Linked DNA regions of Mus musculus: all the other regions are linked to region 1. Evidence: chromatin loops called from intact Hi-C (ENCODE). Cell type or tissue: left cerebral cortex. All regions are shown on one strand. Region 1 holds the start of Tox3 (TOX high mobility group box family member 3). Region 2 has its middle 23 kb from the start of Gm19935. Region 3 holds the start of Gm39220 (a long non-coding RNA gene). Region 4 has its middle 9.2 kb from the start of Gm39220.

Region 1 (8,000 bases):
CTTCAGAAAAAAAAATAGAATATGTTTCAGCAAACAGGCAGGGCAGCAGCTTAGGATTTCTGTGAATGGATTTTTTTTTTTTAGGGTAGCTACACTGAAAATTGCACACCTCCTGATCGCATTAAGGGTATTGGCTTCTAAAATAGCTTCATTGAGGAACGACTCAGACCACAAGCAAAGACTTGATGCAGTTCTGCTCTTATTTCTAGGAATTAATTCTCAGTTTAGTACTTTTTGCTCCTAGGTTTTTGGGGTTGTTGATCCATAATTATAGTCTGTCAGAGCCTACCAGTGACTGTATTCTTAGTAAAGGTAACAGTGAATTGGAGAAGTGGTAGTTAGTTTTGGTGTACTCTTCCTGCATCTACTGTACAGAGACCAACATGAACAAAATCTGTCTTAGTAACGCAAGAAATAATCTCATGAACACAACTGAATACATATAATTATTACAAAGGGAAGGCTTACTTTGTTCCATCTGCTCATGTGTCTATATCTTTAGCTGAAGTAAAAATATAAAAATAATTTGCATTTCTAGACTAGAAGTTTTGATTTAGTAAAAACTGAAACAAAAAGTCGCCTGGCCTAGAGGTTTCTTTCAGGCCGTATTGTCCTGTATTTCCTGGTGGAACTCTTGCCCTTAGACAAGTTTTACTTGGGTGTTGTGCTAGTGACTTGTCACTTGGATGTCCCCTCACCACACCCCATGTTAGCCACTGTGAGAACGTTGGTCAGTCTGATTTTACTTGCATGTGATTCCAACTTTGAATGTGAAATGCTGATTCTCTGACAGGAAATTTAAACTTTGTGGCAATGTATGAAGAATTTAGACACTGCTTTATGACTGGAAGCCAAGTTCAGATACAAAACCAACCACCAACCACTTGCCCTTATAATACATTGGCTGTTACTATGGGAATAGAGGGGAAACTGGAGAAGCTCTGGCCTTGTTAATTTCCATTTGGAGCTGCTGCTAATTTGGCTACATTACATACTGCAAACAAGGATCACAATATTTGGATAGGTCTTTTCATCACCCGAACACAAGAGAACTAAGCCATATATAATATTTAATAGTATCTGTCTCATTTGGCTTACATGACTTTCAGAAATTCCTAAAAGTAAGATTTCTGGTTACAACATCCAGCAGGATTCAGTTTAATACACTCCTCTCTGGTTCTTGCTTAACCTGAGGCCACAGAAAGGAAGAAAAAAAAATGGAGAGCTCTGTTAAGATTTAAAGCAGCTTTCATATTTTGTAACATTTACTTATTTTTTTTCTCGTTAAAAATATTCATGGATGAATAGAGACACCAATCTGATAACAACTAATAGTAATGACTCAAGGAGTTTCTTTATGCTCAGAATTTATGTTTTGGCTTCCCATAGACTTCTATGGTCACTTTTTGAAAAGTATGTGTGTTTGTTCACATATGTGTATTTTCATGTGTGTTTGCATGTGGGGTGCAATGTCCATCTGTGTGGAGGGTAAACCTTGGGTGTCTCAGAAGGGTCATCTACCTTTTCTCTGGTAGGGTCTCTCATTGGACTGAGGCTTAGCAATTAGGTTAGACCAACTGGTTAGTAAGCCTCAAGACCTTGTCTCTACCTCCCCAGCTCTGTGGTTACAGGCTTGCCCAACTTTTCATGTGGGCTCTGGGGATTGAACTCAGGTCCTCCTGCTTGCCAGGTAAGTGCTTTGCCCACAGAACCACTCCCACTTAGGCCCTCTGCTGCCCTTCTTAATAAACATTAGCACTATTCAGCATACATTTAAATCACATTTAACATAATTTTTTTTGAAGAAACTTCTTCAGGTTTAAGGCTTGCCTAGTGATAGGAAGCCTTCGGTATGGGATTCAGAAAGGAAAGTCTGGATGATGTCACGTCACAAAGGTCCTCAATGCTTCAGAATCAACTCTAAAACTGTTTGCGCATGGGCCTTATTTATGTCCTCTGGAACTTCTAAAATGAGGTGCCACTACCAACACAATAGAGAGTTTAAAGCTACTCGGTTCTAAATGAAACAGTATAGCTTTGGTGCTCACCCCCACAAAATCCCAAAGACAAAAAGATGCCTAAGGTACAGTCCCCTCCAGGGAGATTATTCCAGTTAAAGGTCCTGTGTAGCCTTAAGTTCCCCCACACCCCCAGCCATGCTGCCTGCCAGGAATATTCCTATGTGAAAGCATTTAATCTTTCTCTCCCCCATCTTTCCCAGCTTCCTTCTGAACTTCCTCTTATCCACTGCAAAGGACGAACCAAGCAAGGTCTGCTGCTCTTGAGATACCAAGCATCTTGCTAGGTGCACCAAACCACCCCATCCCTTGAGTTTCCTTCAAAATATTCTGCAACTCAAAAACTGCAATAGCTGTAACATGACAGGACCTCCATTCAGATGGTTGGATGAGACAGAATCTCTCTCTCTCTCTTTCTCTCTCTCTCTCTCTCTCTCTCTCTCTCTCTCTCTCTCTCTCTCTCTCTCTCCCTCCCTCCCTCCCTCCCTCCCTCCCTCTCTCTCCCTATCCCTCTCCCCTCCCCTCTCTGTGTGTGTACATTTCTGCAGTACAACACATAGTCCCTTCTAAAAACTTTCATGAGTCATGTTGGTGTTTCCTTTCTTATACACAAGTGTATAAACAGTGGCTGGCATATACTGGGTGCTCAAAGACAACTGGTTGAATGTGTGGTGACAGAGTGGAAAGATCACTTGCACAGACTTCCCAAAGGACCAGTGACTTCTCACTCTGATGCCCCAAGCACATGTCTGGTCTCACAGTCCCATTCACCCCTCCCCCAATACTCACACTTTTGCTTACATCGCACTCTAAACTAAAGCGCAGACTTGTGAGTGTAGTCTCCTCTCAAAGGCTTCTGCGTGACAGGCAGAGGCTGTATAGGGAAAAGCAAAAAATCTAAAATAGTGGCCAAGAGTGGTATGGGGTGTGAGCAGGCATTCCTAAACCCAGAGAGTCTAGGGGCAAGGCTCTCACAGTTTCTATGAGTGCAACCCACTAGCTCCTGTAATTCCAGCTTCTGCAGCTAGTGGGATTTCTGCAGCAGAGTATTTATGTGCCAGATTCAGGAGGTCTGATTACAACTTCAGGTTCTCCCTCGGCAACTTTGTTTATACTTTACTTCATCCTCTGTAATCAAGCTCAGATTGCTTGAGATGCAAGGCAGATAGACTGTAAGGTGAGGGAGAGATAGGAGTGTGCAGAGAGAAAAGCTCATCTGCCCGGCCTTTGATGCTTGCTCCCTTTAAGGGTTACCCGGTAGGAATATTCTTTTCTGGTACCCTGGGCCAGCGGTTTCTTCTCTCCCTTGGTCAGACCCTGCACTTTGCCACTATTGTTAGATACTCATAGTGAAACTTAAAAGATGTTCTCTTTCGGGACAACAGGTGGCCACTGCAACCTCTAGTTCTGATTGGTGGAAAGGCCACAGGCGCCCAGTGGCCCAGAGAAAGGGCCTCCACTTCACCGTTTCAAGAACTTACTCAATGGGGTGTTGTCCTGATAACATCTCAGCACACTGCCAATTTGTGCAACCCGCTGGGCCATTAGGGAGCGCCGCTGGGTTGTCAACAGTAAATGGAGACTCAGGAGAGGGGACCAAAGCCTCTTCAGGAGGGGGGAATTAAGAGTCAACCCAGTGACAATGTGGGGAGTTGTTCCTTCTCTGAATACACAGGGCTCTCTTAGGCAGTCCCCTGACAAGTTTCTGCTAAGAACACACACACACACACACACACACACACACACACACACACACACACACACACACACACACACATTTCCACCTAATTGAAGTTTATTTTTCTTGCTTGGTTCCTGAAGTATAGTATTGAGTGAAGGAAGGTACACATAGGTGTTGCAAGCTGGAGAACACTTAGAAATCCGTGCATGTCTGGAAAAGTTCAGGTCCCAGACCAGCGAAGTGATCCAGGCCCCACACCTTTAGAGACTGTCAGTTGAAATAGTTTAACATCTTTCCCTTCTAGTTCAAAGTAGTTCGCAGATAACTGAACCGAGAAAGGGAGATCTCACAGCTCAGCCAACATTTTCTAGCGCCAAGGCTGAAGGCCAAACTTTCAAATTAACTCAGAGCAATAAAGCCAAGGGTGGTGGTGATGGTGGGGGTATGGGGGCGGAGGGTGGGGGGAGAGAAATGTAGATTAAAAGAAAGAGAAAGAAATAAGAGGGTGGGTGGGTGCAGCGTGGGGAAGTTAATCACCCAGAACCTTTTAGGAAAAGAGGGACATTTTCTCTAGGAGAGCAGCGAGTGATCCGCCTAGATCCAGTTACTCAAATGCCTTTCGAAAACAAACAAGAGTAAAGAAAATACAAAGAGACCGGACTTGAGGCTTAACCTGGGAAGCTTCAAGTCTGCTTACTTGTGAAAGGTCAGGCCCTAACACCCCTCTGGTAAAGACCACAGGTGTACATGGGGTTCCGGCTCCTGGCTCAGGAGCCACCTGCACAGGTTAGTTTCTGGGCTGAGTCTATACCGGGGATATCCAAGTAGAAGAGTAAGTAGGGTAGAGGGATTGGGAAACAGGTCCCCCACCAGCAAGAACTGGGACGAGGTGGTAGGGGCAGAAGAGAGGGCTGGGTGAGAAGTGGACGGTTTTGGGATGCTGGGGCCAAGGGAAGCGAGGGTCGCACGGGAGAAGAGTGGGACTCGAGGAGGGACGGTGCTGGCAGCAGCGGGGAGGCCGAGGGAGGCCCGGGAGCGGGGAGAGCGGTGAGGCCGCGGGGACAAAGAGGACCGGGGAGGGAAGGGGTGGGACGGTGAGAGGCCGGGAGAGGAGCGCGCGGTGGCCGGGGCTGCACGGGGCGCGGGGCGGGGCGCGAGCCCGGAGGCGGTCGGCGGCGGAGCGCACCGGCGGGGCGGGCGGCGCGCCAGCTGCCCGCGGTGGGAGGGGCGGAGCGGCAGCGGCGCGGGGAGGGGACCGGCGGCGGCAGGAGGGGGAGCGGCAGGGGAGGGGCCGGGCCCCTTGTCTCCGCGGCTCCTCGGCTCAGTCCGCCCGGGGAGGAGGAGCGGGGCCAGCCGCCGCCGCTGCCGCCGCCGCCGTCCCAGCTTCGCCGCGCACCTGAGCTCGCCGGCCGTCCCGGGCCCACGCGCTGCGCCCCGCGCCCCGGGCGCCCGGCCCGCGCGCAGCCAGCTTCGGTGTCCCGGTGGGGCGCGTCCCTCGGGCCGCCTCCCGCTCTCCCGCGGCTCGCGTGGCCGCGCCTTTGTGTGCTGCAGCCGCAGCTCCCGGGCTCGTCGGCGGCCCCCGCGCGACGCCCCTACAGTCCCACGGCCCGTGCGCTGTCCCCGGGCGCCCCCGGCCGGGCGTCCTCGACGGTGGATCGTACGGCCGCGAGGAGGCGGGTAGCGGCCCCGGCGAGTTCCAGCCCCGGCCCCCAGCCCCCGGCCCCGGCATGGATGTGAGGTTCTACCCCGCGGCGGCCGGGGACCCAGCCGGCCTGGACTTCGCGCAGTGCCTGGGGTACTACGGCTACAGCAAGGTGACCGGGCCGGGGGCGGGGGCCACCTCTCCATCCCGGGCGCGTCCCTCGTCCCGCCTAGCCTGCTGCACTTTCTTTCTGATCTTTCCTTCCCACCCGCTGGCTTCTCGGTGCGCCTTAGTCTCCGACCAACTCTTTTCGTCTTCTCTTTACGTGCCCTTTCTACCCACCTTTTTGTCCCTCTGCTGGCGCTCCCTCTGCCCTCCTGGTCCCCTCCCCCGCTCCCCCTAAAAGCTGTGTGAAGCGCAGTCCCGGGACTGAGCCGAGACTGGCGTGTGATTCTTTGTTGATGTTATTAGTAAACTCGATTGCAACACCCCTACTATGTGTGCATGGGGGTGGGGGGACACGCTACGTAGGGGGTCCCCGATCTCGTGGGCCAGAGATTCCATACCTTCGCAGCCCATCTCACCTCACCCACCCAGTCAGGAGCTGGTCCCCGGGAGCTTGGAGAAGATGAACAAACTTTATAGAGTGTGGCTGGGTCTGGGGTCTGGATCTGGGAAGCCTGAAGTTGCAGGATCCCAGCAGGTGCCTCTTACTTCCCCTGCTCTAGGGCGCTTTGGTCTACTAGACCAAGATGCTCGCCTCTTCCGAGTTAAGGCAGTGGGCTTTCGTATTTTATTTTATTTTGCGGAGGAGGGCGGGTTAAGTTTTTTTTCTTTCATGGAGATCAGAGTTGCAGCTCCACATCATGCCTCAGGGTCACCCCATCTTCCTCACCTCTTGCCGCACAAACTTACAGGAGTAAGCGATTCAGGTGGTCATAGGTGGACCTTGGACGCAGTCAGTGGGCTTCCCGGATCCGGTTGTCTACCTTGCCTACTGCTCCCACCACAGAGCTTTGCGACATAACCCTGAGGGCGATATTCAGAGAAAGAGTCCTGCGCCTTTTGATTGTGTGTGTGTGTGTTGTGTGTGTGTGTGTGTGTGTGTGTGTGTTTCCCCTTCCCCCTGCTCCTCCCTCCTCTCCGACTTTTCTTTCAAATCCTAGTTTGTTTATGATTGCTTGGATAACGGAGGAGGAAATACAGAGGCAGCCAAAAGAAAGGTGCAATACAAAACTAATGAATAAATAACAGGAAGAGGAGGGATTGTATCTAGCGCCGGGATAGTTGACTGTGCCCCTGGCTGATGGAGGTCTGTTCTTCATTGTTTATTCTCTTTTCCCAACTCCAGTGCTAAAGTTTGCAAAGACCACTGCAGTCTCACTGCCTCACTTCCCTGTCGTGGTGGGCAGCCCTGGGCCAGGCACCCAGGACCCTTCCAGTAACTCTAGGATGGAGGGGTGTTTTTAGTCCAGTGGTGATAGTGACCATTCACACTCTTCCAAAGCTGGGAGGAATGCCTTAAGCATCGAAAGGAAGGCTAGCAAAGGCCGAAGGCTGTATGTAGCCCGAGTAAAGGATCGGTTTCTGTCGTCTGATTTTGGATTTACTCAGGTTATTAAATGCTTTAAAAAGTCCCCCATGTATGCTCAGTCAGGGACTTAGGCAGCCTAATTAAGTATGTAGTGTTTCTGAGAATCCGCCTAATTGTTCCAGTGGGGTATTACTTATCTCCTCAGAGCTGAGCCTGTGTACGCAGCCCTTCTGTAAACTGGGCATGCTCTTATTTTTGGAAACCATTACCTTGTCTAATGTAACTACTTCTTTCTCTGATTTAAGATCCGCAACACTCGAATGGCATCCAAATAGAAACCTATTGTATTAAGCCAGCCTCTGCCATGCATGGCAAATCTCTGTTCACTGGGATCCCAAGGGTTTCAAGGGTCTGAGGAAATTGTGAGTGGTGTGTGTGTGTGTGTGTGTGTGTGTGTGTGTGTGTGTGTGTGTGTGTGTGTGTATCTCCTTTCATTTTCTGAGAAGGTTTATTTTTGAGTCAATTTAAACTCAGAAACTTATTTCAGGGAAGGTCTATAAAGCTTGAAACCAGACAGTGTTTGTCTAGATGCCCGGTCAACTTTGGCAGTGGGGAGAAGCAAGATCATTTGGAGTCTCCTTCTGAATCCTGTGATGGCCCTGAAATAACTTGCTTTAATAATTCAGCAGTCTGATGGTAGGTAGGAAGGTCTGTGGGGACCCAACTTGTAAAACTTGGAACCAGCACTTAGCATTAGGAGGGGTCAAATTGTCCTCATTGTAAGGTGTGTTTGCCTTTGCTTGTTTACAGGTAAAAATGGAAGTACCTTTAGACTGAGCCATAACACAAATATAGTATTTGTATATTCTTAATTTCTGGAGTGAAAAAAAAAGAGGACAGTTTTATTCCCCCATAATTTATCTTTGTGCAGAGAATGTAACAGAAGAGGAAGTAGTAACTTGATGAGTTCAGAACAGCAAAAGCTAATTACAGGTTGACAGCATTTGCTTCCCAGCTAACTTGCACCTCAAGTGGTGCTTGTTGCTGCTCAGGGTAGATTTATTGAAGACGTAAACCAGCATACAAAGACACGCGTTGGTTTCATCTGAAAGTACCTGGACGTAT
Region 2 (8,000 bases), 450 kb before region 1:
CTGTCCTGGAATTTGTTTTGTAGACCAGGCTGGCCTTGAACTCAGAGATCCTCCTGCCTCTGCCTCCCTAGTGCTAGGATCAAAGGTGTGCACTACTACTGTCCAGCAGAACCTCATTGTCTCATCAGTTACATTTTGTATACCTTTATATGTATATTAGTCAGCTTTCTGCGACTGTGATACAATATCTAAGGAAATCAGGGAATGACAACCTGGTAGGATGAGACAGGAGGGCCTTAAGTTTAAGTTTTGGGCTACAAAGTCATCAGGTTTCTATTCCTGGACAAAACATCATGACCAAGAAGCAAGTTGGGGAGGAAAGGGTTTATTCAGCTTACACTTCCATATTGCTGTTCATCACCAAGGAAGCAAGGAAGTCAAGACTGGAACTCAAGCAGGTCAGGAAACAGGAGCTGATGCAGAGGCCATGGAGGGATGTTCTTTACTGGCTTGCTTCCCCTGGCTTGCTCAGCCTGCTTTCTTATAGAACCAAGATTACCAGCCCAGAGATGGTCCCACCCACAAGGGGCCTTTCCCCCTTGATCACTAACTGAGGAGATGCCCCACAGCTGGATCTCATGGAGGCATTTCCCCAACTGAAGCTCCTTTCTCTGTGATAACTCCAGCCTGTGTCAAGTTGACACAAAACTAGCCAGTACAAAAGTGAAACCTTGTATCAAGTGAGAAATGATATAGACTTATTTTGGTCCATAGTTTCAGAGGTTTTAGCACCTGCTCAGCTTTTGTTTCCGGGGCTGTGGTGAGGCAGAATGCAAAGGGCAGAGGTGCTCACTTTGTGCAGCCAGTAGGAGGAAGAGAGAGGAGTTCAAGGAGAGGGAGTGCCAGGTACTTACATACTATCTCCAGTGGGCTATGACCGTCAACTAGAGTATGCCTAAGATTGCATGACCCTCCAGTAGTCCCACCAGCTGGAGACCAAGCCTTCAATGTATAAGCCTTGGGGAAAATATTGCAGAATAAACTACAACATGTGTAAATACAATAAGGCTATATAAGAATAGGGTTGTTTTGAAGAATAAATGAAACAACAAAAAGTTTATTGCATAGAGTAGAAAATAAAATATGGCCATTGTTATAGTCATTATATAAGTATAAATGAATATATTTGTGCCTCTCTCTCTCTCTTTCTCTCTCTCCCTAAGACAGGCTCTCACTATGTACCCCTAGAAGCCTGGAACTCACTATGTAGACCAAGTTGGCCTTGAATTCACAAAGTTCTGCTTGCTTTTGCCCCCCTCCCACTCCCAAGTGCTGGGATTAAAGGGCGATGCCACCACTCCTGGATTTGATTTTTAGTGTTTCATATGGCCTAGGCTAGCCTCAAACTTCCTAGGTGGCTGAAGATGGCCTTGAACACCTAAACTTCCTGTCTCATCTCTCAAATTCTGCCATTGTGGCTGTCTTATAAATGTATATTTTTGTCAGGATATATCCCCAGGCATATTAAAAGGATAGTATTAGATAGATGGTCAAGTGAGTTTGGCCATATATGGTCCATAGAATGTAAGGAGGTTCATTAGCAAATTTTTGATATTTAATGTCTATGTATATACTTTGAAGTTCTAAGAGGTTCGACAAACCACAGGTGGCTTTCCAACCTTTTAAAATCCTGATATCAAACAGCACTTAAATTTCTGTATTCTTTAGGAGGCAGTGTTCCAAGGAAATCACTCTGGGAAAGACTGGCTAGATGGTTTCTATTGATTCCTCTTTGCCTTTCTGGCTCTTTGACTTTGCTGCTCAGGGACTCCAAGAACTTTCTCTTCTTCAGTTACTCACAGTACTTTATTTCCTTCCTGTCTTTTTTAGTTTTAGACAGTCTTCCTCCGTACAGCAGGCTAGCCTGGAACTTACTCTCCTTCTGTTGTCACTTCCAAAGTGCTGAGATGAAGCCCACTGTCCTTTCTGTCTCAAAGCCCTTTTGTGTTAAGGTCTGTGACTTACAGGGAGAAATATTTCCTGTGGTTCATGGATGAGACAACAGGACAGTGGGTTTCCTTTCTTCAGACCTGAACAGTTTTACTGTCATGTCCCAGGTGAATGTGGTTTCTAGGTTCCAGTTGTTTTGTTTTGTTTGTTTTTTTAACTTTCAGAAAAAGTTTACTTTGTCAAGGTCAGAAAAGCAGGTCAGAAATGGAATCTTCTGCCAAGCTTGGTGTTCTGTAATCCTACCACTTGGAAAGACTTAAGGCAGGAGGATTATAAACTTGAGGCCAGGAAGGCAAGAGAAACATACAAACTCCCCAGAGACACAAACTCTTTAAGTCAAGAGGAACATTGTGGTTTTTGTGCCTCCTGTGTGGTCAGCTCTGAGAATGAACTGGCTAAATCCTTGTTGGATTTTCAACTGGCAGAAGTAAGGCAGGGTCCTACCCAGAGACCAGAGGACGAGCTCCAGTCTAACTTCTCGAAGGAGAAAAGCTTAAATCTGTGCCTGATAATTACGAAGGGCTGAAAATGTGTGTATCCATGTGAGGATGCGTGTGTTTTTGAAACAAGGTCTCTAGCTCAAGCTTCCTTATATATCCAAGGATGAACTTGAGCTAGGTTTCCCTGCCTCCATCTCTCCTAAGCACGGTATTCCAGGCACCTGCCGTCACGCCTGGATTATTTACTGCACAAATGAGTACAGTGACCTGGCTCTTGTAGCCCATTATCCTGAATTTGTTCATAACCACCCTGGTACTTTTCTTATTTTCCACCCCTGAAATCTGCTCCTCTGTTCCCTGCCCCAGGAACTGACTCCAACACCCATCTGTTTATTCAAACAAGAATCTAAAAACATCCCTGACGCATCCCTCTCCTCTCTGAGCTGGCTGCTGTGTGCAAGCCAACAGGAAGCCAACACTCTCTACAATGTGACTCTTCTTTTTCTGCTACAGTCAGAGCGGCCATGACACCATCACCTCGCACCAGAATTGCGTTACTAATGGCTTTGACCTGCTCTCCTCTGATGCTATGGTCCAGTTTCAAACCCTCTTCCACCTGCCGGTAGTGGGGCTTTTTCAAAACAGAGATCTAATCTTGATCAAAGTACAACAAAACAGAAAACAGGCTCACTGCTCTTTGGCACCACCTAGGGGACAGAATGGAACAGAGGCAAGGGATGGTGGGGGTGGGGTGCGGTGGGGAGAAGGAAGTGTGGGCGGGGCTGGCCCTGCTTCCTCCAGGGGCAGGGTAAAAAGAGTGAAAGGCTGTAGGGTTTTTAGTTTCTTCCGGGCTGGACATATTTGTATACACAGCTCCCTGTCCTCCACGCAGGTCTTTGATGGCTGGGGTCTGAGGGTTTCCAGCACCCTGGGCGCTGTTTCAAAACTTCAACTATCTGGTGGAGAGTCAGGCAGGAGAATTTACCTTCTTGGAGGTAACATCTGCCTGCAGGTTTAGAGCAGATTTAGGAGCACAGAACAGTCACTAGAGGGAGGAAAAGGCAAGCGAACAATTCAGGCTTTCTTAGGTCTCCAGGAGGCTTCTCCTGGAGCCACACACTGGAATCACCCAGGGAGACCTTAAAAACCAGAGATGCTCATCCTAGCCCTAATGATCTTGCTGGCTGAGGTTTTGACTAGATGGTCCCAAGGGGCAGCCAGGGTTTACAACCGGAAGCAAAGAAGGAAGGAGAAAGGAAGAAGAGTGAGGAAGGGAAGACAGGAAGAAGGAGGGGGCTAGGAAGGGAGAGAGGAAAGGGAGAATGAACGGTTCATCTTAATAAAGACAAAGATTCACACGAAGACCACCGTGTAGTCCTCCCGTCTGTATTCCCACCATCCCAGGCTCCAGTGTTTGACATTCCAGCCACACAGCTCTATGTTCCCTTCTTCAAGCTCATCCTACTCTCCCTGGACACAGAAGTTTTGACTTGCTAACTCCCTGGCTTTTTGCCATCATAGCTCTGGTCCCTCACCCTTCATATTTTCACTCTCACTTTCCCAGGATGCCTTTCAGGACGCTCTAGGGCATCCCCTGTATCCTCTGCAGCACCATCAACTGCACTGAACATTTGACTAGAACTTTTACTCTTAGTCGTTCTAGCTAGGGCTTCATGAACATAAAAGCTACATTTTAACTTATTATTTATATATAATATGTTAATATAATAACATGTAATAAGTTTATAAAATATACTTAAAATGGAACACGCACACACACACACACACACACACACTTAAAATAGAACACACACACACACACACACACACACACACACACACACACACACACACACACACACACACACACACACACATACACACACACTAGGTTTTCCTTCTAAAGTCCAAGCTAGCCTAGAACTAGCTATATAGACCAAACTGGCCTTGAACTTGTGATTCTCCTGAAGAGGGCCTAGCTTGTGGGATTGGCATCTGGTACATGAATGCACAGGTAAGTTTATTATTATTGTGCTGGGGGAATAAAACCTGGGATCTTGTGTATGCTGGGTAAGGAAGTGCTCTATCACTTAACTATAAGTCCAGCCTTAAGGTATCTTAAAGCTACATATAGAAATAGATATGTCGAATACATATAAAGCTAGATGAAGTTCCACTGAGCATTGGATACATTTGCAAGAATTTTCTTTACAGGTTTTGTATTTTAAAACTCAGTAGCAAAAAAATGGTGTGGAAAGATCAGCATGGGGAGTGACCACTAGAGGGCAGGAGAGGCAAAGAGATGCAGGCCAGCCTGGCAGCCCTGAGCATGGATGTCTTGCACATTCTCAGAGCAGGGATTTTGGGGCCATGGAGAAAACTCTGGAATCCAGAAGCCAAAGATGTCTCCTTTGTAATCCCTCGTGTCGTGTGCAGAGAGACAGCTTGTTGTCACCTTCCTTAACTGTGCTGAGCAGACACAGCCAGGATAGCAAGCATGAGCCATTTTAGGAACACTCAGGAATGTCAAGAAGACGCTCGTCCTAGAAGTTGCATAGACTGGCTCTCAAGAACAGGCAAAAACTGAGGATTCAGAGCTATCTATAGTCTGAAGCTGGGGGCCTACTTCCTTTCTCCCGTGTCAAATTGTGCTCAATGCCCCTCCCACCTCCCCCTCCCTTCCTCCCTTGGCACTGGGGATCAAACCCAGGGCCTTGTGCATGTCAGGCATATTCAGTTGCTGAGCTGCATTCCTCCCTGCTATTTTATTTTCCAGACACAGTCTTGCTATGTTATGTAGTCCAGGTTGGTCTGGAACTCTTGCATCAGCTTCAGGTTCCAAATTTGAGGATTGCAGGCAGAGTGCCCTTCTGTGATCAGCTCGGCATACGATGACTGAAGCAATGGATCTGAGAGATCATGGACCAAACTCTCTGGAACTGGCAACTGACAATAAGCCAAAGTAAGTCCTCCTCTTCCTCCTCCTCCTCTTCCTCCTCTCCTCCTCTTCCCTTCCTCCTCTTCCCTTCCTCCTCCTCCTCCTCTCCCTCCTCCTCCTCCTCTCCCTCCTCTTCCTCCTCTTCCTCCTCCTCCTCCCCACCTCCTGTCAACTTGGCACAAGCTGGAGTTATCACAGAGAAAGGAGCCTCTCTTGAGGAAATGCCTCCTTGAGATCCAGCTGTAAGGCATTTTCTCAATTAGTGATCAAGCGGGGAGGGCCCATTGTGGGTGGTGCCATCACTGCACTGGTAGTCTTGGGTTCTATAAGAAAGCAAGCTGATGAAAGGACCCAGATATAGCTCTCTCTTGTGAGACTATGCCGGGGCCTAGCAAACACAGAAGTGGATGCTCACAGTCAGCTATTGGATGGATCACAGGGCCCCCAGTGGAGGAGCTAGAGAAAGTACCCAAGGAGCTAAAGGGGTCTGCAACCCTATAGGTAGAACAACAATATAAACTAACCAGTACCCCCCAGAGCCCGTGTCTCTAGCTGCATATGTATCAGAAGATGGCCTAGTCGGCCATCATTGGAAAGAGAGGCCCATTGGTCTTGCAAACTTTAGATGCTTCAGTACAGGGGAACGCCAGGGCCAAGAAGTGGGAGTGGGTGGGTAGGGGAGTGGGGGGGGGGAGGGTATGGGGGACTTTTGGGCTAGCATTGGAAATGTAAATGAGGAAAATACCTAATAAAAAAATTAAAAAAAAAAAAAAGAAAGCAAGCTGAGCAAGCCAGGGGAAACAAGCCAGTAAGAAACATCCCTCCATGGCCTCTGCATCGGCTCCTGCTTTCTGACCTGCTTGAGTTCCAGCCCTGGCTTCCTTTGTGATGAACAGCAATGTGGAAGTGTAAGCTGAATAAACCCTTTCCTCCCCAACTTGTTTCTTGGTTATGATTTTTTTTTTCAGGAACAAAAACCTGGACTACGACACCCCTCAAGGTAATGAGTCTTTGATCTGAGAATTTGATGTCCTGGGTACTGACTCCTGTACTGACTCCTGGGGCCAGCCTCCCTCCTCTGATTAGCCCTTCAGGATGAGGAGGAAAGCTCTTGGCAATCTCTAAGGTTCTTTTGTATCTGTTCACCGTGGACCATGGCTATGCAGTGCTTGGCAAACCAGTGGTGAGCAGGGCCTGTTGGTTCTACAAAACCATGAAGCAGGAGGCATAGGCCAGAAGACCAAGAGCAGTGGTTCTCAACCTTCCTAATGCAGAGACCCTTTAATACAGCTCTTCATGTTGTGGTGACCCCAGCCATACAATTACTTTTGTTGCTACTTCGTAACTGTAATTTGGTTGCTGTCATAAATCAGGTTGAGATCCAGAGTGTAAGTCCTGCCTGAGTCATAGAGCAAGATGCTGTTTTACTGCCCACTCCCACCCCCAGGAATAAAACAAACAAGCAAACCAACAAGCCTGTAGGTGCCTGGTGCAGCCTTGGTGGCATATTTAAATGCTCTGTGGCTGAGTGTGGTGGCACCCAGTGGTATCCCAGCACTTGGGAATGCAGATGCAGGAGAGTTGCTTATTCAAGGCTATCCTGGACTATACAGTGAGAGTTAGCTAAGAGAGAGAGAGAGGGAGAGAGAGAGAGAGAGAGAGAGAGAGAGGGAAAGAGAGAGAGAGAGAGAGAGAGAGAGAGAGAGAGAGAGAGAGAGAGAGAGAGAGAGAGAGAGAGAGAGAGAGGAAAACTTCCATACTTTCCACAAATTACTTCACTGCAAATCCTGAATTAAGAATCTGCCTTCAGTGCCGGGCGTGGTGGCCCATGCCTTCAATTCCAGCAATTGGGAGGCAGAGACAGGCAAATTTCTAAGTTCAAGGCCAGCCTGGTCTACATTGTGAGTTCCAGGACAGCCAGGGCTACACAGAGAAACCCTGTCTCGAAAAAACCAAAAACCAAAAAAAAAAAAAAAAAAAAAAAAGAATCTGCGGGGGTGGGTGGGAGGGGCTGGAGAGATGGCTCAGTGGTTAAGACTGCTCTTCCAGTGGTCCTGAGTTCGATTCCCAGCAACCACATGGTGGCTCACAACCATCTGTAATGGGATCTGATGCCCTCTTCTGGTGTGTCTGAAGACAGCAACAGCATACTCACATACTTAAAATAAATAAATAAATCTGAAAAAGAGGAAAGAAAGAATCTGTGTTCAGGGCTTGGTTGTGGCTTGGTGTTATGTGACAAGACTTTTTTTGGAGACACAGAACACACATATCTATTTACTCCAAATAGGGAGCCTATGACAGACCAAAGTAGAGATACCATCCAACTTGATGAACCAATGAGTTTTACTAGAGTTGTGTTGCCACAGTTCATTAACCCGCTCTACTCTCCCTGGCAACAGCAGCAGCAGCAGCAGCAGCAGCAGCAGCAGCAGCAGCAGCAGCAGCAGCAGCAGCAGCAGCAGCAGCTCAAGTTCCTCCCTACCCACCCCAAAGCTATGGATTCTCAAGTGAAAGACACACACACACACACACACACACACACACACACACACACACACACACAGCCTTATATTTAATATACCTTAAACAGCTCAATGGCTGGCTGGGCCACTTCACTCCTCCACTTTGCTAGCACATTCCCCCCTCTGATATTCCAAACTTATTACTTA
Region 3 (8,000 bases), 190 kb before region 1:
GAAGTCCTGTTACATGTAATGACATGGATAAGTCTTGATGATGTTACACCAGCCCCATGAGGACAAACATTAAATTCCACGCATATGAGGTGTCTAACTAACAAGGAAGTGCAGTACTGACTAACAGGGGCTAGAGGCCAGAGGTAAGGGAGGAAGAAATCAGTAGCCATTGCCTAATGGATATAGATGTTCAGTTCTGCAGGATAAAAAGTCCCGGGGAATTGCTGATGGCAGTCTGAATGTAGTAATGAGCTAGATACTTGACAATCGTTAAGATGATAAACTTCTATTGTGTGTGTGTGTTTACCATGATTAAAGAAGGAAAAAGGAATTCTGGGATGGACACAAGAGATGAACAGTCTCCTGGAGATCTGGGCCAGTTCTGCAGAAGAATTCCTGTGATGGCAAAGGAGTGAAGGCTCACTCAGGAGATGACGAGTAAGCAAATGCCAAGCTAAGTAATAGCCATAAAAGGTCCAGCTCTCAGTCAAAGTCACCCACTAACTGCATTTAAACTGGCCCTTGTTTGTCCTTCCATCCTTTGTAGAGCTAGGCAGTTTGACCTCTTTGTGGTCCACATGGCCCCCAGGTTTTGCCCGGGGCCCCAGACACATCTGTGTTGTCTCTGGTCTCATACTGTTCAAGCTTTGGGAACTTTTCTCATTCAGAAGGGCCATATATATATTTTAAAAATGGTGCTTGATATTAGAACATGAACATAATTATTCTGTCCCTAATTACACTGAAAGTCAGGAAGCAGATAATTTAGAAGTTATTATATGTTTCACACTACCACCGGATGCGAGTCACACGGCGATGCTTAGGATGCCAAAGAAAAGAACACAAAATGAACAAAGCAGCAGATTAAACACGGCCCAGAGTGTGTGTGTGTGTGTGGGGGGGGTTGGTGTAGGATGGAGATGCACTAACTTGCTTACTAATTTGAACTAATTGGCCCTATTCCTTTATTTTCAAGCTTGGATGGTGGCAGGTTGGTATGGATCAAGTAGAGATGCCTAGGATCACTTTAAGGATGAGAGTCTGGGAAGCCATGTGGGTCTTGTTCATTCTAAGTCATCAGTTGGTTAGGAACAATACCCTGGGATTCATTTTTATATAGTGTCTGCATCACAAAGGATATTTACCGCCCCCTCCCCCAGTATTAAAATTTCTCTACTTAACGATAACTTACAACAGTTTGCTTTTGTTTCTGGAGACTAAAACACAGGGATAGAGCAGAGTGAATTCAGTGATGTTCTAAAAATTGTTCATATCTTGCTAGCCTATAGCGCCCTTTTGGTAAATTTTGTATATTTTAAGTCACACACTCTTCGCTTGCGTGATGTGCAACATTTCTTCTGACAATAGGCAATGGCTATTTTAAGTATAGATTTCAGAGTTCTTTCCAGTGAAACCACTGATATAAATCTCAGACACTTCACCAAAATTTGTCAAGTATCCAGCTTTTATGCAGCACACGCAACAGTATCTAGATTCCATGGAGACACCGTGCATCCATGTGCACTATTCTGCTCCACCTTCTCTGAGAAGAAGATGGAATTGTACCTGTAAAATGCTTGTGTCTCTTTTTCCCTCACCATTGGCCTCTACATCACACACAATCACACCTAGATGATTTGCTAAGTGTGGTGTAAGAAGCCACATCTCTAGACACTGGCAGCCATCTTGGGGACAGCCACCGTGGGATCTGCTGTGATTGGTAGGACTTCCTGCACTGGATCTTGCTGGGAACTTATGCTCTGATGTATAGACATTTGCGTTAGCTTCACTATTTTTTTTGGGGGGGGGAGCGATGTGCAGTAGACCTTGCTTCTGTAACGTAAAATTGTGTCATGATTCCATGTTGCAAATGGCATGTCACAGACACAGAGATGGTCTCCATTATCTTTAAAAACAACAAACAAAACAAAACAAAACAGAGGCTTAAAAACAAAACCAACCAACCAACCAACCAACCAAACAAACAAACAAACAAATAAGATCCCAAAATAGTATAGTAATCCTGTCAACTCTGTATGTAGACTAGGCTGGCTTTGAACTCACCAAATCCACCTGGCTCTGCCTCAGGAGTGCTGGGATTAAGGGTGTGTACTATCACACCTGCTTTATTACCTTTGAAATATCATCAGTATCTGGTCGAGTAACCGAATATCCCCAACCATATTATACTGCCCATAACTGCAGAAAAATCTTGCCTCAGTCTTGAAATTACTCAAATGTAGATCGAATCAACTGTCTTTGACTAATTAATTCATCTGTATCTTATTTGTGCTGCTTGTATTTCTGCACTGTTGGCACCAACTTAAGTCTTCTGTAGTATAGATCTGGCATGCATACACCTCCCTTCTTGCTACTGCTGCTTTAGAGTTAGTTTTCAATAGCTGTTGATGTCAGTCACTAAGACAGTAACTCCCATGAGGGCAAAGATTCCATTTATCTAGTTCCCATGATTCCTTGCACCTAGAATTCTACTCATCTGGCCTCTGCCAAAAAATATTTGTGGTATGAATGAATGAATGAATGTAGCCTGACTTACATATTTGGGGAAATGTTGACTATGTGGAAATACTCCCTATAGAAAGTAGTTACCATTGCCCTTTCCAGGTAACATGAGCCACAATAGAGTAATTAGTCCCACATTCGTCTACTCATCATTGCACTCTGCTCTGTATTGTCTGTTTCCTTAGGGAAGTTTTCTATCTGCTTACCTCCTGATCTCCCCTGCATTATTCCCTAGACTCTGGACTCCTTGTAAACTATTGTTTCAATCTCAAGTTCAGGAGGGATAACCAATGGAGTCTTGTAGAGACCCTAAGTGTGTATTTAGCGCTCCTCCATACCTCATCAGTGCTGTGGGCTGTAGAGCAGGAGAAATGAAGTCCTTAGAGTTCAGGGTTGAGCTCAAACTCTATTTGCGTTCTGAAACAAAGAACAGGTCTGTGCTTCATTGTGATGGTATCATAGGAAGTAAAGCACTGTAGCTTATGTTACTTGGAGTTGATTTAAATTTTTATGAACCCAATACCTCTGAAAGGCAATAATCAAAACGAAGGCACAGTAATTATTTTCATTTGAAAACATCAGAATGAGACCTCATTACATTCTGGTGAGTGTCTCAAGAGCCGGGGTGGGCAGGCATCTCGGTTCCATTTTGAAAATAAATTTCTTCAACTATTCAGCCAAGTCATGGAAAGAAGTAAGTACTAAGCCAGAGGTGACAATTTTCAATCACTTTTCCCCATCCTTTTAATTAAGGATGTCTTAGGATGGCGGAGTGTGCCGGAACATACATATGTATCTATCATAAACAAGACGTATTTTTCAGAAATGGATTTAGGTTTTGGCACCAACTTGATAGGAGATCAAAGCACTAGTTAGCATCAGAAGGATTTAGATACATTTGTCATAGGCAGCTGTTATGCTAATCCCATTTATGCAGTTGTCAGCTGATAGGCTCTGATGAGCCAGCTGAGTGGGAAAATCATTATTCTATCCCTATTGTGGTAAGTGTTATTTATTACTGTCAAATGGTATTAATGTTTGATTCAGAGATGGGCAATGGGCACCATCTACATGAAGTTCACCCATTCATGGTCATCTGCAACAAAAGGCATCGCTGAATTCCAGCCAAACGAACTTCATTTCTGGGTGAAAAAAGAATAATGGATTTAATTTGCATATGTTTTAAAAGGGTAATGAAGTAATATAATGTTTATCTTGGTTGAAGAGTGGTAATTTTCCTTGGCGGGACTCCAGCCTTGTTGGAGCCATTGTGAGGCGTTTATGTTGGGTTGGTATGGAAGGACTTTTCAAAGCAGCAGGTGCATTGGGGGTGGGGGTGGGGGCAAGATGATTTATTCATTAGGCCAAAAAATGAGCAGTCTGGACATCTATTTTTTTCTTCATCTTCCTCAGAAATATACTTGTGACTAAATCCCCTCGTTTCCCCATGATGGTGATAGCCCCTGATTTTCACATTCTTTTTGTGGCCTTTGACAGTTTAATTATGTGAAATTCCTAACCTGTCACTCTCCTCGTCTCTGCTTCCCCTTTTGTTATGATTGGATTTACTCTACCCTCTCCATCCACATGGCTATCTGGTGTTTTGGAATGGGGTATTGCTTTCTAGTTATGGTAAAGTGAGGAGAGGAGATGGTTCAGGGTGGTAACGGGAGGCGGCAGGCTTATTCTTAAGCATTTTGTTCAATTAACTGCTCAGCTGAGCTCGAATTCTTACAAATGATTCCCCTCTGTTTGGAGACTTGCAGAGAGCCATTCCCCTTCCATACAGCTGCATTGGTGAGTGCTGCTTTGGGTTATTTTTCTTGTGTTAAAAATACAGATAACCTAATTATAGCGCCTCCCTGTTCCCAAACGCCTTGCTTAATGACTCATTAGTGCAGTGAGAACACTTTCCATCGCTTCCTAAATAATATCTCATTTCTAAGGACTTCATCTTCTTTTTTTTCAATTTTTTTTCCTCTCTGAAAAAAAAATTAGCTTGACTCAACATATTCAGGAGACTTTGGATTTTGCTGATTGTCCCTATTTCTGTAAGGAACCGGACACTTTTCAGGACCTAGCTTCGTATTTCTTTTAGAGTCGGTAAAAATGGGACCAGATGCGTTGGTTAAGTGGGAGCAAGATATGGGTCACAGTTTTCAGAAAATCATTTGTGTTGGTTATTGATGTGATAAAGACCACGACCAAATGCAATTCAAGAGGGCTTATCTTAGCTTGTTTGTCCACATCATAGTCCCTCCTGAAGGTAAATCAGGGCGGAAACTAAAGCAGGAACTCGGAGGCAAGAATTGAACCAGAGGTCGGGGCAGAATGCTTCTTACTGACTTGTTCTCCGTGGCTTGCTCAGCCTGATTTCTTATACCACCCATGCTCACCTACCCAGGGGTGGCTGCCCAAAGTAGACTGGGTATCCCCCACATCAATCATTAATCAAGAAAATGCTCCCTAGACTTGCCTACAGGTCAATGTGATGAAAGGTCTTTTCTCTGTTGAGGCTCCCTCTTCCCAAATGACTCTGGCTTGGGTGACAAAAAAATACCAGTAAGGAGCCCATGAACTTGAAGCCCATGAACTGCTTTCCTTCTCAGTCTACATGGAGGCACCTTCATAGGCATCGAGAATCTTTCATTTTGTGACTCAATCTACCATCTATCCTGAGGACAGCTTAATGCTAGGTACAGCATTTATTCATTTACAGCAGTAGACTCATGAGTCTAGTTGCACAGTGTTGACAAACTTACTCTCTAGAGGGTTGGATAGTATCCAAGGTTTTTTGGGCCAGCTGGCCTGTGGTGGAACTATGTAAGTTCTGATGTTAAATGTAAGACCAGTCAAACCTATACATGAGTAAATCTTTGTTCAAGGACATTGAACTTTGAACTTCATATGAGCTTCACAGGTCATGAAATAATATTTTCTCTTTTCATTTTCCCTCCAACCAATTAAAAACATGAAACATACCCTTACCTCCAAGACCATGCAGACACAGTGGCTGGATTTGAACCAAGCTCCCTCCAGGATCTCACCTCTCTGGCTTCACTCCCTGTTCTTGCTCCCGTTCACTGTTCTGCATCCTTGTGCTTCTCTTCTGTTCAGTGCACATGGTGGCACTGTTCCTGCCTTGGCTCCTGTATCTTGCTGTTCCTTCTTCCCAGTTCACTCTTTACCACTCCCAGATGTTCCCACAGTTGGTTTTCTTCTCATAAATTGTTTGGGCACAAAGTACAATGCTACTTATTCATGGGGTCTTCACACTGCCCTCTGCACCAGTGGGCAGCAAGATAATCGTGTCCTCATAGTTGTTTGTTTATAAATAAATATTTGTCTTCCGGATGTTAAGTTCTGTGAGACCAAAGTAATTTACGCTCTTCCTGAGCCTGGCTTTTTGTTGTGTAGCATTGCTGCTAGTACATTGAAAAGGTCACTCTTAGCTTACCGACTAAAGAGGACTGTGGTCAGAGGGTGTGGGATGCAGAAGAGCGACAAACAGAAGATATGCCCTGGCGTTCTGGAAGCCATTTTGCCATTACTCTCCTAAATCAGAATCACGAAGTAAGAAAGCAAAGATATTTAAACACAAAGAGCCACGCCACAGGCACCACTTTCCGGAAGCTACAGGGGCTTGAGGTCATGAGAACCTCTGTAGGCACCTTCAGGTAATGTAAACTTTGCACTGAGTGCTGGGTCTGCAGAGAGGATAGAGGAGAATTGGCCGCAGTACAGGGCTGTAGGTGCTGAAGCAATGGGCAAGGGCCAACAACGTCTGAGGATCCATATGGCGGCTTCGTTTAAGAGTGGATCTCTTCTTGTGGCAAGAGATGTGAGGCTCTGAGTGCTTAAGTCTGTGGGGAGCAGGTAATGGATGGGCTTGCGTTGAATGCTTGATCCACTTTCCCTATCCACAACCTTAGCAAGTCAGATCCTAAGAGCATTCTCCCCCCAACCCCCCCCACCCCCCCCCCCCACCCCCAGCAACTGGAGTTAGTAACTGGGCTTGACAAACCTCTCTGTGACTCTGTCTTGAAGTAGGTCTGTCTATGGCTGGACTTTCTGACCTACCACACTCCAGTCTCTTGAAAACATGGCGCTCTTTCCCACTTTCTGTGAGCTGCTCCCTACTTCTTCGTTTTGGACAGCGTAGCACTGTGGGTTCCGTGCGGGGCTCGAACTTTTCAGCCTCTGCTTTCACAGGGCTGGGATAAAATATTTTCTCATTAGTTAATTTATGTATTCATTTTACATCACAATCGCTGCCCTGCCTCTCCGTTCCTCCCTCACACAGTTCCTCCCTCTGTATCTTCTCCCTTTCTCTTCTGAGAGGGTGGATTCCTTCCCCTCCCAGTATCCTCCTACCCTTGCACCTTAAGTCTCTGCAGGGCTATGTGCATCCTCTCCCACTTAGGCCAGACAAGGCAGCCCAACTAGGGGAACAGATTCCACTGAAAGGCAACGGCTTTAAGGATAGCTCCCACTCCAGTTGTTGGGGGACCCTCATGAAGACCAAGCTGCACGTCTTCTACACGTGTTGGGGCCGTAGGTCCAGCCTGTGTATACTCTTTGGTTGATGACTCAGTGTCTGAGGCAAGGGTCCAGGTTAGTTGATTCTCTTGGTCTTCTTGTGGAGTTCCTATCCCCTTCAGACCCTCTCAGATTAAATGGTTTTATATTTTATTCATTACCCTTTGGCTGTCCCTAGCAAAAGGAAGGTAGGCTAATGGGTGAAATGGACACTTTGTTATCTGGGGTAAATGAGAGAGAGTGCCAGTTCCCCAGGAAGAAGCTGCAGTTCACTGTTCCTCAGTTTCCCTCTAAAGGAGAAGAGGAGAGGAAGCTGTGTTGGCAAACTCACAGTGAGTTTTTGTTATTGTTATTTTGTTTGTGTTATGTTTTTCTTTTATTCTTTTTCTTTCTTGAGAAATGGGAAACCAGGATTTGTAAACATTGTAAAAATCAATTTTACATTTTGAAAACGTGTATAAGCTGGAGTGGACAGCCAGATCTGACCTGTACTTTTGCTTCCTTGGTCTAACCTGCTCCTCTTCTTCTACTAGAATTCCCTCAAGGAACGCTTCTTTCTTTGTGCATTCCCTATTCCTTGCAAATCATGTGGCTACATGTGGGCTATAATTATGGCTGGACTCCTCAGAGACTCCAATCAGATAATTAACTCCTGGTGGATAAGGATTAGAGTCAGACTGCTTAGCCCATGCTGTTTGGACTCTGGGCTCAGCTGAAGTTCATGGAACTCATCACTCTGGTAGATGAGAGCATGGCGTTGTCAAGGAAACGTTGCAGCATTCCCTTCCATGAAACTTGACTTTTGTTTTGAGAAAACCTTGGCTTCTTCTGGACAACCTATATGCTCATGTACATGTGTATTAATGCACACGGGCACATGCATGGTTTTTGCATTGCATCTGAGGGTGATCTTTGCTTCTTTTTTGCTTCTTTTACAG
Region 4 (8,000 bases), 200 kb before region 1:
ACCCCTTTACATGCCTATCATAATAGTAGACAGTATTTGTGGTTACTTGGCCTGAGCTAGGCATTATGTATGTCTCATCTCATATCTTATCCGAATTATCCTCAAAGAAGGGATGCTTCCAGCAACACCTACACTTTTGATAGCAAACCCAATCTTCTTGGATATAGGCAGCTAGGCCAAGGTCATATGGGTTAGAGCTGAACCAGTTGCTCATATGGCTCCCAGCATTTCTGTATTCTCAAATAACATAGAGTTTTTGGAAAATGCTAAAACAGTTCTATGTACTTCTGGATAAAGTAGGCTGATTCCATGGAACAGGATGCTAGCACGGTCAATCTGAGTGAGACTAGTTCTAGGTTTTCTTTTCCTGCAAGTTGGCCAGCCCATTCTTGCCCCTCTTGCTGCTGGTCTCTTTGTCTACATAGCTTCACATTTGCCTTCCTGTATATATTTTAAAGTCTAGACTCCGCAGATGAGAGGAAGCACTAGATTCATCTTTGCTTCCCCCACCTCCTCCATTCTCCTTCCCACAAGTCTCCACCTCCCCCCACGTAGTCCTATGCTGCTTGCCTGGCTCATACATGCATTGTCTAGATTTTGCACGCGTGCCTCATATTCTCAAGTAGAAAACAACTACCCATGAAGGTCAACTCCCCAATGGTTATTCTCTCTACCAAAGTGCCAATCCCATCGGGAAGGAACATGTACGTTTGAAAATCTGAAAACATAAAGAAAGAGGAAATCAGGGAGCCTGAAAAGTCTGAACTGTATCCATTGCACCAGACTCTGAGAGGACAAACCTCCTTTTGGGAAGACAGAATTACTAGTTTTCTCTGTTTGCTCCACCTAATTAGCCTAACCCTCAAAAGAGTCTGTCTAGGGCAGCTAAAACTTTAGGAAGACAAAAAAGCACAAAGGCTCATTTTGATGAAAAGATTGAACTCCAAATGGTTGTTTGGGGACCTAGCTTAGACTTCTGGCTGGAATTCAAGATGCTATGCTTTTGCCTTACATATTTAATATCGTGCTCCACTTCCCAAGTCTTCTTTGATGGATTTTTTTTATTTGGGTGTCTAGGTATTTCTTCCTCCTCTAAATGCTTATTTCTCTACACAGATACACGTGGGAGGATATTTAATTAGTATTGAAAATGTTTTGAGCGTGTTAAGTAGATTCTAAGTGGTAAGTATCATGATCTTTAAATGCTACAATAAGCATTTAATACATGTCTAATTCACTGATGAGTGCTAGGAATGTCTTTGACAAATTCTTAATAAACTGCTCAAAAGAGCCCCTTAGAAAGCATCATTTCACACCACATAACTCTACCTCTGATATTTTTCAACCTTCTCTGTCTGCAGAAATAGGAAATTCTCTTGAACATTTTTCTTAACTGTTTCTGATTTACAGGCTCTGGCAGAAACTCCCAGGGACTTGTTGCAATATACTGTAAATGAAATCTGCTAGCTCTACAATCTGAAAAGTGAAGGTTGTGGTCTCTAAGTTTTCAAAAGCAGCCCATTTCACCTAGACAGTGAGTTATGGGATCCATAAGTACACAGAAAGCGTGAGTCCTCTTCTTGGCATGTGTCTTCAAGGGAAAAGCTGCATGCATCTTTCTAAGACTCTCACAGTGCACATGTCATCTGGAGGGCATTAGTACAAGATTTGCGGCAATTTAGTTCATTGCTGGTGTTAAGGGCAGCAGTGCTTTTTAGCATCAAAAGGACTCAATAAATTCTGCCTATGCCCAGATCTCAAACTTTGCAATTAAATTTGAGCGTAAGTGAAAGATATTTTGAAAATTAATTATATTTTAAAAGACATTAATTTAAGGAAGTCTATGGCAGTAGATCAACTCTTAAATTATTTGAATGTGGGAAAGAATAACACTGAGTTTGGCAGGATCATTTATTTCCTATTACATGCCCCAAGCTAGATGTTCTAACCACAAGTTTTGATAGTAAGCATTTAATTTCAGTGTTCTTTATCTGCAGCAAAATATTTGAAAAGAAGAAAGATACTTAAATTATGGAAAAGGAGAGACAGAGAGGTTACGTACATTGAACATGCTCATAACTGATAATGAGGGTATACAGCTTACTTGGTCAAAATGTAGCCTTTTGATTTTTGAATAATTTTAGATTTATAGAAAATTTACTACAATAATACAAATTCTCATATATGCAAAACTTTCTCCCACAAATGCTAATCTACCAGATAACAAACTTTGTATTTGTTGAAATTAAGAAATTAGAAACTCCAGACTTTAGTTTGATTTCATCTGGCTACCTTTTCTTTTACTAGTGCTTTTTCCTGACCCAGGATCTTATTCAAGGTATTATATTGTTGCTGGGGATATAGCTCAGTGGCAAAGTGCTTGGCCAGCATGCTTAAGTTGTAGGCTCAAACTTGTGCCCGGACAAAATACTAACCAACCAAATAAAAACAAGATACTGTATCACACTTAGTTGTTATATCCCCTTTCTGGTTTCCTTTCTTTCTTTCTTTCTTTCTTTCTTTCTTTCTTTCTTTCTTTCTTTCTTTCTTTCTTTCTTTCTTTCTTTCTTTCTTTCTTTCTTTCTTTTTTTAAAAGATTTATTTATTTTATATATGTGAGGACACTGTCACTATCTTCAGACACACCAGAAGAGGGCATCGGATCCCATTACAGATGGTTGTGAGCTACCATGAAGTTGCTGGGAATTGGACTCAGGACCTCTGGAAGAGCAGTCAGAGCTCTTAACCATTGAGACATCTCTCCAGCCCCCCTTTCTGTTTTCTGATATGTAAGAGTTTCACATCTTTCTACTTTCTTTTTGGTGACAGCTTTGAAGTTTACTATTGTGGTATTTTGTTTTGTTTTCTCATGATTACACTGGAGTTATGGGTGTTGGAGAAAAATATCACAAAAGTGAAATGTTTTTCTGGTGTCACGTGTAATCCCACTGTCATATCACCAGTCTTTCAGTGTAGCTTGTTATCTGCAATGTTGACCTCCTGCCAGGTTTCTAAGATCACATTTTGGATCAGTGAAGGAGTGAAACTATTAATTAGTGCTGTATGCTGTGAGCATAGGTTTAGCTAATAGTGACTCAGCAGTTGTTTGACATCCTTGATTTTTACCTAAAGTCACCACTTTTTGTAGACAAAGAAACAGGTTCAGTTTGCAGAGCTTTGTAGCACTGTATTTGTGGTCTAGTCATTATCGTTAAAAAGTTAAACCAAAGAATTTTATGAGTACATAGAATATATACAAGGATCCTTTTGTTTTTCTCAACTAATAGACTGGAAGCTTATTGGTCCTTAGGTGATATTTAAGAAATTTCAACCAGTAGATGTCTCAACAGGTCAAGTGCTTACTTGCAAGCTTGATGACCTGAATTCAGTCCCTGGGACCCACACAATGGAAAGGAGAACTGACTCTAGCAATTGGTCCTCTGATCTCGACATGTGTTTCACAGCATGTTCAAAATGCAAAGGCTGCAAAATAAACACCTAACCACAGATACAGAAGAATCAGCGAGGTTGAGCAAAATCCTCAGATGCCCGGATTATCACCATTATTGCCTCAAGCACGGGGACCTGAGGTTGAAGACCCATCTCCGAATCTTTAATATCCTAAAACCCTGCTTGTATCTGCTGACATCCTTATTAAGTCACAAAAGCTGAAGTACCTACAAGCCACCTATAGGAGACCACAAAATGAGTCCTTTTCAATACAGAGCCTCATGAAAGAAAGTTTTCTATCCCACTAAACCATGTTTAGTTTTTATGGATTGTTTTCCCACAAATTGTAGGCTTTCAAAAATCTACTCATGTGAGAATTGTAGGTAGGTAGTTCTCATGCTTTGATTTAATCGGGGATCTGTGTTTACTGACACAAAAGGTCCTTGCCCTCAACTGGTTTTTGATCTATCAGTAAAGGTGTTAATAGCCAATGGCTGAGCATGGGAGTTGTATGGGTAGGATGCAAGGAGAATCAGAGATGGGGAAGAAAGGGACAGAGTAGCCACAGGAGAAAAGCCAACCACCATGTGGCTTCTTCCCCAACTGGTCAAGGGAAGGTTTAGGTATCCCCAGACATTTAAGTTAGCCAAGACATTTTAAGAATAATTGGTGTGTGTGTGTGTGTGTGTGTATGTGTGTGTGTGTGTGTGTGTGTGTGTGTGTGTGTGTGTGTGTGTGTGTGTGTGTGTTTTCTATTCATGGATCTGAGATAGCCCCTGGACAGATGCATGCATGGGACCAGCCAAGAACACAAAGCGGTATAGGCCAAACTACATGCTACAAAGAACAATGTAGAAAGTAACAGCCATTTATTTATTGTTTGCTGGCTTCACATCAGCAAATGAAACATCCATGATTCCAGACCAAGTGCAGCTTATAACCTGGTACAAGGAGACAGTGCAAAATAAATCAAAATAATTGTGCAAAGCATTGGAGAGCATGGTAATGAAGAAGCCCAGGGAAGACTTAGTGGAGAAAGAGATGTCATACTGAGAAGATTATTTGTGAAATGTCCAATCAGAGAGGTCTATTTGTACATAGGCCTTAAGAGAAAAGAACTGGAAAACACATAAAGCTGGATTTTAGCAGCCAGTGGAGCAGAGTGCTGGATCCTACCTGTATCCATGAGATACTTTTTCAGCAACCCTGAGTCCAGGATGGCTTTTTCTGGCATACTACATCATCAGACTGGGCATGTGTGGTGGTTTCAATATGCTTGGCCCAGGGAATGGCATTATTAGGAGGTGTGGTCTTGTAGAAGTAGGTGTATCACAGTGGGAGGTGGGCTTGGAGACCCTCCTCCTAGTTGACTGGAAGTCAGGCTTATTCTGACTGGCTTTGGATCAAGATGTAGAACTCTCAGCTCCTTCAGCACCATGTCTGCCCACACACTGCCATGCTTCCTGCCTTGATGATAACAGACTGAACCTCTGAAAGTGTAAGCCAGCCCCTATTAAATGTTGTCCCTTATAAGAATTGCCTTGGTCATGCTGTCTCTTCACAGCAATGGAAACCCTAACTAAGACAACATGGCAAGATTGTGGGAGTCCATGAGTTTCTGTGAATGGGGGCTATCCTTCAGTGGGATAACTCAAGGCAGGCTGAGTACTTTTTGCTGTATACCAGGAGACCTCTGTGGGATCAAACTTTGATTGCTCATCGTGACAAGCTCCTCAATAACACACTCTATCCTGGTTTCCTTCCATTGTCACCTCCTCATTCCCTTATTAGTTTCTTCTCACTCAAATGTCTTGGACTCAAATCCTTGTCTCCAACTCTTATTGGGATGAATCGAGTCTGAAACAGATGGGAAAGGATGAAGGAAGCTGTATAGGAAAAGCTAGAACCCTGGGTGGGCGAGGCTTTGGCAGGCTTGGAGTTTGGTTTCATTGTAAGGCTCAGACACAAGTACAGGCTTCTAGAAAGGAACGACTTGACTGACCTTAGTCTTCAAAGGGATGCTCGAAAACCAGGCTACCGGGATCTAGAAGACATCCCAGTGACAAGATGTGTGAACTCTTTAAACAAACAAGATCCACAGAATTAGTCATCTGCTCATGGCCACACAGTAGACCAGATCTGCCTCTACTGCTCACTGTCTTGTGACCATGCTCTCCTAATATCCAGGACTCAGTAAAGGCTCCCCCCCCCATATGTTTATGGTGGCTTTGATAACAGCATAGAGCAATTTCAACCAACCCAGAATTGTCTAAGGAGTGCAAAGAGAATTTTGAATTCAACATTGCGCTGTAGAGGAATGCACCAGATAATTACCATAACATGTTAGACAGCTGAAATTGTAGGAGAGAGAAGCAGTTAAGACACTGGCCTAGTTATTAAGTGTTAAAGACACCGAGGGGGTTTTTTGCTTCATTGTTAAGTACCAGGATAGGGCATGCTAACCGTTTGCAAATATTTGTAAAGGTGCAGAAAGAGAGTAGAGAGAGAAATTACTTAGCTTTAGAACTGTAAGGGAAGCTTGAAGTAATGAGGCGGAACAAAAAGGGAAATAGTATTAGCTGGAGAGTGGGAAGCAGGGTCTCTGGGACGAGAACCAGTCAATTGTATTTACACACAAACCCAATTGTCTCTGCGAGCCTTATGCAATGTTTGGGAGGAAAAAAAAAACCCACGGTGTTCGAAAGCTTGATGGCAGCCAAGTCTCCTGCATGTCTTGAAGCTATTTTCTCGTATCCTCCCACTTTTCAGACACATTTACTGTGTATGTGAAACACAATTATTTTACAGCAGTAGGATGTGTCGTGCAGTTTGATGTTTTTCTGACTAAGCCAAATTTCTCTCTCATGAAGCAGAGTGGCTAAATAATTGGACTACAGACCAACTGTTCTCTAATTATACCCCTCCCCGGGTGTGCAGCATCAAACGAGAATGCATTACCATCGGTAATGACTTTTACAGTTTTTAACATTTGGAAAAATTTGTACTCTGTGTGTGTGTGTGTGTGTGTGTGTGTGTGTGTGTTGGGTGGGGGTGTATTGAGAATTGATCCCAGAACCTTGCACATGCTAAGCAAGCATCCCATCACCGAGTCACATCCCGCCTTAGCCCCTCTAATATTTGCATAATTTTGAACTTCAAAGCAGCCACACAACTGAATAGGAACTTGAAGATACATTTTTCTGCTGTGGCCTTGGACAGTTGCACTTACAAAGAAACAACAAAAATGAATGAAAGCAGACCCTGGCCTCTGTTTTATATCAATGTTACCAGTTGATCCTGAAGTAGCTATTGTTGAGTATGATTCTTTGCTAATCAAGATCTTTTTTTAAAAATTTGTTTGGATCACTCAGGTCCAGCAGGAACCATTTCATAGCCTGCTAGAGTAACTGCAACTCACCCACCAAAGGAAAGCTACTGTCAGTCCTTATCATGGGGTAGGACCTCTGAGGACAGAATGCTACAGATTGGGCTACAGGAGTTCCGACTTGCTGGCTGGCCCCCTTCTCTGTGTTGTTTGAAGTGTCATCATTGAAAATAACTTCTTAGCGCACTGTTTGCTTTGTCTTCCATTAGGAGCCAGCCAAATAGCAGCCATAATTATGCCTCCTCGAGATGATGTTGGTTTGATGGAGGGCTGGGCTGAAAATTTCGTCTGCATTATCATCTGAAAAAGGCACAGAAAGAGCCCTGTCTTCAAATCACAGAGCGAACCCCGGACCCAAGCGATTCTAAATGAACCAACAAAGTGCAAAAAAGACAAGCATTCGCATTTGACCGCAGATCCATCAGAATATCACTTTGATGAAGTCAAACACATTTATCATTGGCACCAGGAACGACTTTTCAGATCTTCTTGGTTAGGGCTGTTGTAGTTGTAAGGGGCAGAGGTCCATACAAGCTAGCATGAATAAGAAAAGGAATTTATTGCAAGAGTATGAGTGTATGTTTGAAATCCTTGGTGGGCTGGGACAGGAAAAAATACCACCAACCCAGGTACCTGGCTTTTCTGCCTTTCTCTGTCACTCCCTGGAGGGAAATTAGCTCTCCTTCCTTCTTAGTGTTGACCTCACTGCCTCTGTTTCTAACCACCTCATGTAGCCACAGCAGCACTTGGCAGTTATAATTCAGCTAAATTCTGGAGCTGATGGGGCCAGTCTGATGAGCTCAGTTGTCTTGAACAGACAAGTTTGTGATTTCAATATGGTTGTCAGGCATTGAGCCTAAGGGATTGTGTAGATTCCAAAGAGTTTGCTACACTTACTGTCAGGTGATAGCTCATGGATTCATTCATTCATTCAACAAGTATTTATTTGAGTGTCACGTGTTAGGCATTGTGGGTAGGAGATAAAAGAAAGATGTACTGAAGAACAAAGCAGACATGATCTTTGTCCTCACAGAACAATCTAGAGTCAAGATATAAAAAGTAACTGAGTGGGATATTAAAAGGTAAGAGGGGGTGGAGAGATTGCCCAGATGTTAAAAACACTGCCTGCTCTTTCAGAGATCCTGAGTTCAATTCCCAGCAACCA

What was found. Peaks named below come from ENCODE experiments on the same cell type or tissue, not always from the same donor. Only the 100,000 strongest peaks of a DNase experiment are listed, where the experiment ranks them.
Region 2: it touches region 1 in a loop (2.7-fold over the local background); 2 of 42 quality-filtered maps call a loop at or near these places.
Region 3: a loop joins it to region 1, with 2.6 times the contacts of the local background. A loop is called at or near these places in 2 of 42 quality-filtered maps.
Region 4: it touches region 1 in a loop (1.9-fold over the local background); 2 of 42 quality-filtered maps call a loop at or near these places.

The regions. Positions count from the first base shown.
Region 1 is chr8:90,345,376-90,353,375 of GRCm38, reverse strand. It overlaps Tox3 (TOX high mobility group box family member 3), which reads left to right and starts at 5,124. Exons shown (of 7, transcript NM_172913.3): 1 at 5,124-5,513. The coding sequence starts at 5,427. In left cerebral cortex, CTCF peaks have their summits at 3,044 and 5,372; DNase peaks (open chromatin) are centred at 4,700, 5,039, 5,234, 5,546 and 1 more place; H3K4me3 peaks cover 2,497 bases; H3K27ac peaks cover 1,500 bases.
Region 2 is chr8:90,790,631-90,798,630 of GRCm38, reverse strand. No RefSeq gene overlaps it. Among named protein-coding and RNA genes, the nearest start is that of Gm19935, 23 kb to the left of the region's middle. In left cerebral cortex, CTCF peaks have their summits at 3,102 (motif pointing left), 4,660 (motif pointing right) and 7,459 (motif pointing left); DNase peaks (open chromatin) are centred at 2,857, 3,068 and 4,691; H3K27ac peaks cover 276 bases.
Region 3 is chr8:90,532,063-90,540,062 of GRCm38, reverse strand. It overlaps Gm39220 (a long non-coding RNA gene), which reads left to right and starts at 4,182. Exons shown (of 3, transcript XR_879076.1): 1 at 4,182-4,320. In left cerebral cortex, no CTCF peak of the experiment used is centred here; DNase peaks (open chromatin) are centred at 3,624 and 4,356.
Region 4 is chr8:90,541,113-90,549,112 of GRCm38, reverse strand. No RefSeq gene overlaps it. Among named protein-coding and RNA genes, the nearest start is that of Gm39220, 9.2 kb to the right of the region's middle. In left cerebral cortex, a CTCF peak has its summit at 3,699; DNase peaks (open chromatin) are centred at 5,418 and 6,223.